Linked DNA regions of Homo sapiens: region 1 is linked to region 2. The links are chromatin contacts, found by Hi-C or POLR2A ChIA-PET in ENCODE. All regions are on one chromosome and are shown on one strand. The core of a region is the stretch at or near the end of the contact, and the rest is flanking DNA. Distances in the headings are between cores, read along the strand shown. Region 1 holds the start of ZNF837 (zinc finger protein 837). Region 2 holds the start of ZNF749 (zinc finger protein 749).

Region 1 (3,215 bases), core at 554-3,053, 950 kb before region 2:
TGAGGCCGAGGCGGGTGGATCATGAGGTCAGGAATTCAAGACCAGCCTGGCCAAGATGGTGAAACCCCATCTCTACTAAAAATACAAAAATTAGCCGGGCGAGGTCGTGGGCACCTATAATCCCAGCTACTCGGGAGGCTGAGGCAGAGAACTGCTTGAACCTGGGAGGCGGAAGTTGCAGTGAGCTGAGATCGCGGCCACTGCACTCCAGCCTGGGCAACAGAGCAAGACTGTCTCAAAAAAGAAAAAAAAAAAGAAATCCCACTTGTGTCCCAATTGGGGCCAGTGGCTGAACCTGTCAGACATCTGCACACCCACACAGAGCCAGCAGCTGCACTCCTTTCTCTGTGACAATTGTCAAGGCCTTCCTGTGCAACTCTCTTCAGCCACCAAGGGACCCACAAGGCGGGCAGCCCTCCAAGTGCCCTTCAGCCTCCTGCTCGCCCTCAATTAGCTTGGTAAGCCCTGAGTTTTGTACTTGGGCAGGGAGATAGACCTCCTGACAAGGCTTTCGATGTGCAGACACCCAAAGGATGGAGAAAGGGAGTGGAACAGTCCCAGCATCCCTGAAGCAGATGCAGTGGAGGCAGAAAGGTGGGGCAAACTGGGTCGTTACATGCAATATATGTGCTGGACTGGCCAACAAAATTAGATGTCCCTATTGAGGGCAGGAGCCACACAATAGATGGGGGCAAGAGCTGGGGGTTACAAATGGGTAGGAGGCGTGACCAGTTCATCCTACCTGGGAGGGCCCGTAGAGTCAGCAACACCCAAAGGGGCTGGGGAGGCTGTGGTTCCCCAATGGGGCCGCACGTGTTAGAATCAACTAGGAGCCGGACTAGGGGCCTGGCGCAGTGGCTCAAGCCTGTACTCCCAGCACTCTGGAAGGCTGAGACACGAGGATCGCTTGAGCCCAGGAGTTCCAGACCAGTCTGGGCAACATATGGAGACCCTATCTCTAAAATAAATAAATAAATAAAAATAAAAAAACTATCCAGGCATGGTGGCTCCCACCTATAGTCCCAGCTATTCGGGAGGGTGAGGTGGGAGGGTCGCTTCAGTACAGGAGTTCGAGACCAGCCTGGGCGACATAGTGGGAGGAGGAAGGGAGGGGGAGAAGGAGGGGGAGGGAGAGAAGAAAGAAAATTAGCCGGGCGTGGTGGCGCGCGCCCCTGTTAACAGCTACTCTGGAGGCTGAAGTAGGAGGATCGCTTGAGCTCAGGAGGTCGAGGCTGCAGTGAACCGTGATGGTGTCACTGCATTAGCCTGGGCGACAGAGCGAGACCCCGTCTCAAAAAAGCAAACCAAAAAAAATACAAAAAAATAGACTTAACTGAGGAGTTTTGACGCGCATATGCTCGGGCCCAGTCCCAGATTCTGATGTTATCGGTCTGACTCGCAACGCGCTCACCAAGACACTTCAGAGCTCCCCAGGTGCTTCCCAGCCCAACTCTCCCACCCGAGGGGAGCCTGCGAACCGCAAGTCGGTTCCGGGTTGGGACCTCTTAGAAATCAGATTGGGAGAGGAGGCTATCAATCATAATCATGACCAGTCACCCGCTTTCACGAGAAGGAATGGGCGGGACCCTACGTCCCCGTCCAGAACGCCGTTTCTTTGGCGACGACTTAGGTCCACGCCCCGCCTTTTAGGTGTAGCCGGCCTCTGTTTCTATGATAACCGAAGCCCAAGCCTCTCCCTACACCGCTTTCTCCGCAGCGTCAAAGCGGGACATGACGGGACTACGTTTCCCAGCAGTCCCCGCGCGGGTTCCCGCCTGCGCTTGCTGTGGCCCGGGTCCCTCAGTGCCGCGGCGGCCCGGAGGTGGCGGGAGGACGGCTCCGCGCTGCATGCGGGGCGGGGACCAGGGACCCGTGCGGGCCGCCTCCAGAGAGTAAGTGGCATTCTGCGCGGACCCGCAACCTCGGCCTGCGAGGCGGGGACCTCCCGGCGCATAGCGCGGCCACCACCCCAGTCCCCTCTCCACCTCCGCGCGCGGGGTCCGGGGCAGAGGCGTGACGCCGCGCACTTCCGGTCCTCGCGCTCCGGGTCCGGACCGGCCACACAGCACTCGCGACCTTGAGTTCCGGGCGGGACGGGCTTCTGTAGTTCTGGCCCCCGCGTTTCCGTGCTGGGTGTCATTGAAGCCCGCGAGGGGAGGCTCCAGGCCCGGGACCCATCCTGGCGGCCTGCGGCTCTCGGAGTCAAGCCCACCTGCTAGCCGAGGCCGACGCCGGCCTCCCTACCGTCTCTGCCCCCGCATCCTGGCCTTTGCACTTTGCTCTTTCCTTGTCTGCAGACCGGTTTCATGCCCCCTCTTCACAGAGGCCCGAAGAATCCGCTGCCTCCCTCCCTGGCGCCCTCGCGCTGCTCCCTGTCTGATGTTCTTCACGTCTTTTTCTCTCTTAAACGGTCTCTTGTTCATTTCTTCTTGTCTGCGGTCCCCTCCTTCACTCACTATTAGAGCAGGATGCAGCACCGTTTGGCCCTGACACAGTGGATGTCCTGCGAGGGTTGAAGCTTGCTAATCCTTGAGGGTGGAGGCACTGTCGGGAGGACAGACACAGAAGGGAGCTGTGCCTGCACTCAGAGGACATTTCTTCTGCTGTACAGTGCATGATGCACTGTTCTTCCCATTGCGTGCACAGTGTAGAATTGGACATAGGGGCTAGAGTCTGTGTCCCCTGGGACTGTCAGTGTGGGTGAGGTTGGTCTGTGGCTCAGAGAGGTGGAGCCACGCTGAGCTGGGCACTAGCCTGTGTCCTCCACACCTCAGAGCCACCAACGTTGACTTCCCTGCACATTCTGTTTTTGTTGTTGTTGTTGTTGTTGTTGTTTTGAGACGGAGTTTCGCTCTTGTTGCCCAGGCTGGAGTGCAGTGGCGCGATCTCGGCTCACTGCAACCTCCGCCTCCCGGGTTCAAGCGATTCTCCAGCCTCAGCCTCCCGAGTAGCTGGGATTACAGGCATGCACCACCGTGCCTGGCGACTTCCCTGCACATTCTCTTGGGCAAATAAGACCTCATTGTGCCGTGTGCAACCTCCATGAGGATGTTGAACCTCACTAGCTTTCCTGTGTGTGCTGTTGCTCTGCAGTTCTGCAGGGCTCAGCCTTGGCCACGTTAACCTCTCAGTCCCCCTAAATTGGTAACTCTGCATCCTGTTCCCAACACCAGAAGCCCTAAGGACAACTAGAAAGGCTGGGCGAGCACCCAGGT
Region 2 (3,043 bases), core at 196-2,695:
TTACTGGTCCGTTCAGCAAACAGGTCAGCCTGCCATATAATGCAGTAAAGGGAGCTTGCTGGAGGCCCTTAACTGTGGTGGAGGATGTGAGAAAGCCCTGCCCAGTTTTGGACCCAGTTGCTGCATGGCCTTATCTTGTTCCCTAAAGAGTGGCCCTCAGGGCCAGCTGAGTTAGAAGGGTGGAGTGACTACAATTATCTCATGCCTCAGTCTCTGTATTCCAGGGCAACTCCTTATCCATCCAGGCCTCTTTTTCAACAGAAACAGACCAGACTCTTAGCCCATATCTGCTCCCTTCTGCAGGGAGTATCAGAGATGCCCTCCCTACCATGGTCTTTCCTCCAAATCTGAGCCCTCCCCTACCTCAGCCCATATGAAAAAACGATGTAGGATTCTTCCTTCTCAATCTGATCCACAGGCCAACTTCTCAAGTGCACAACTTCTAACTCATTTAAAGCTCCAGGCCAGCTACCTTCCCTCACCTTTGGAAATTACGTCCACCTACCCATGTGATGTCGCCCAAAATCCAACCCAGGATCTTCTGTCTGAAACCCGCTCCTTAAGCTGATATCTCTAATTCCATTCTTTCAGATTTTTCAGGCCAAAACAAAACCTATGGAAGACACCATTCACTACCGACTTTCCCTCACAGCTATGTTTGATGCAGCAGGAAATCCTGTTGACCCTATCTCTGAGATCCATCCAGAGTCTCATCACATCTCCCCTCTACTGCAACCCCTCTGGCCCAGCCCTACCATAACTCAAGGGGTCTCCTCAGCGGTCCCCCTGCCCCCGTTCAACATCCTGTTTTCCCCAACTTTAAACTTCTAACTCTGGGCGTGACCCTCCCATTCGTCCTCCCTGCACAGCCCTCTATGGCTCTCTGCGGCTCCACTGCCCTTCCAGGGGAGACTCCGCCTCAACCTCTGCTCCTTGGAGACAAAGACGCTCGGGCTCCCCAGTGCCGCCCGTTCTGCAGTGCCTCCAAGCCCCAGAGACGTGTCGGTCTCCGACGGGAGCTCCCCCGCCTCATCGCACCGCAGTCCCAGTCCCGGGCACCCCACACAAGAACGCCCCTCTCTTAGAGACACAAGGGCCTAACCTGCAGGGCGGCTCCTTGGGACTTCAGCACTGGGAGGAGGGGTTGGGCGGGGCGGCCTGGGACGCTGCACGCACCTCGGTCAGGTTCATCGGCGCGGCCTCCTCCAGTCCACCCAGGGAAGAGCGGGGCGGGAACGGCGGTCACCTGGACGCTGACGGAGGCAGGGGCGCCTGCAGCCGACTCAGCCGATCCGCACTCTAGCCTCTGTGTAGAAGGAACACCGCTTCTCGCGTTTTTCCGCTCTTTCACCTCAGTCCCGACCCAGAGCTCTGGGACCCTCTAAATCAGTGAACAGATCCCTAGGTAGCCATGCTAACGCAACCATGAGGGCGCCGCCAGAAGTCCCGCCCACACAATTGAGACCTCATTAGTCGTCTCTCTGCTAGACCAATGGCTACACTCGCTGCCCTGCCCCCGCAGTGTCTTCTGGGTAATGTAGTTCTCACGTTGCTGCCTGTGTCGCCCGCAGTGTCTTCTGGGTAATGTAGTTCCCACGCTGCTGCCTGCCTCGCCTCACAATGCTGGGCGCGCGGACCTTACGGAAAAAAGCTGGAGGCTCCTGGAGGAGCGTTAAGAAATGCAGTTCCGGGGCTCTTAAGGACGTGGAGGGGCTTTGCTGACTCCTAAACTGCAAGTAACCAGATTTTCCCGGAGAGCAGTCTAGGACAAGTCTGAGAAATATTTCAGAGACCTGTCGTTTCAGATTCTCTGAAGCACAGCAAGTCCCGAAAGGAAGAACATCAGAAGCGACATGGCTGACCATAATGAACTGGTCCTCCATTCATAGCGGTCAGCTCTTTTGTGCTTGTCAAGTACACACATACTGAGGCTCTGGAGACTTTTTTTTGATCGTTAGTGTGCTTCTGTTGGGACAAGAAAGAAAAGACCCACACAGGATGTGATGGAGAGTTGAAGGAGGAATATCTTTCTGTCGACGAAAAGGGTGGAACTTTGTGAAATAGTTGAAGAGATTTATTCTGAGACAAATATGAGTGACTAATGGCCCATGACACGGCTCCAAGATATCCTAAGAACATATGCCCAGGGTGGCCCATCTACAGCTTGGTTTTAACAATTTAGGAAGACGTAAGACATCAATCAATACATGTAAAATGTACATTGGATTCCTCTGGAAAGGCGCAACTGGAAGGGAGGGGCGGGGCTTCCAGGTCAGGTGGGTTCAAAGATTTTCCGATTGGCAATTGGTTGAAAGAGTTTGTATCTAAAGACCTGGAATCAGTAGAAATGGTTGTCTGGGTTAAGGGGTTGTGGGCCGGGCGTGGTATCTCACGCCTGTAATCCCAGCACTTTGGGAGGCCGAGGTGGGCGGATCACCTGAGGTTGGGAGTTCGAGACCAGCCTGACCAACATGTAGAAACCCCATCTCTACTAAAAATACAAAATTAGACGGGCATGGTGGCACATGCCTGTAATGCCAGCTACTCGGGAGGCTGAGGCAGGAGAATCGCTTGAACCCGGGAGGCGGAGGTTACGGTGAGCCGAGATCTCGCCATTGTACTCCAGCCCGTGCAACAAGAGCGAAACTCCGTCTCAAAAACAAAAAAAGACAAGGGGTTGTGAAGACCAAGGTTATATCATGCAGATGAAGCCTCCAGGTAGTCTTATAAGGCCTTATGATAAGGCCTCAGCTCCTGAGCTAAAGCTATCTTCCCACCTCAGCCTCTAGAGCAGCTGGGACTGTAGGTACAGGACACCGTCCCTGGCTTTATTCAGCTTTTTACAATGCACTACAAAAAGTCGGCATTTAGAGCTATTTTTCTCTCACTGCAATTGAGTAGCAGTGAGAGAAAAATTGAGTAGCAATAGTATTGCCATCAGGTGGTGGCAATACTACCTGAAAACCATGCCCCCAACAAATGAAGATTTGGATAATGCCTTATGGTCTCTTCTGCAGGATTAGTGAAGGAAGAACAAAGAAAA

What was found. Hi-C counts contacts between places; a loop is a spot of excess contacts on that map. ChIA-PET counts read pairs that join two places held with the same protein, here RNA polymerase II (POLR2A). Pooled maps may share reads with other maps.
Region 1: a pooled map shows a loop between it and region 2 (13-fold over the local background). The contact joins the promoter of ZNF837 here to the promoter of ZNF749 in region 2. A Hi-C loop is called at or near these places in 1 of 168 maps with a recorded cell type or tissue (naive thymus-derived CD4-positive, alpha-beta T cell), 1 of 37 single-sample maps with no recorded cell type and 11 of 50 pooled maps. POLR2A ChIA-PET finds 5 or more read pairs at or near these places in 1 of 52 experiments (CD8-positive, alpha-beta T cell).

Annotation. Positions count from the first base shown.
Region 1 is chr19:58,379,618-58,382,832 of GRCh38, reverse strand. ZNF837 (zinc finger protein 837) reads left to right here and starts at 1,803. Exons shown (of 3, transcript NM_138466.2): 1 at 1,803-1,892. RefSeq lists a silencer at 1,542-2,051 and enhancers at 2,402-2,461, 1,996-2,537, 2,492-2,721, 2,538-3,079.
Region 2 is chr19:57,433,727-57,436,769 of GRCh38, reverse strand. ZNF749 (zinc finger protein 749) reads right to left here and starts at 1,445. Exons shown (of 3, transcript NM_001023561.4): 1 at 1,177-1,445. The coding sequence starts at 1,191. RefSeq lists enhancers at 881-930, 1,561-1,860.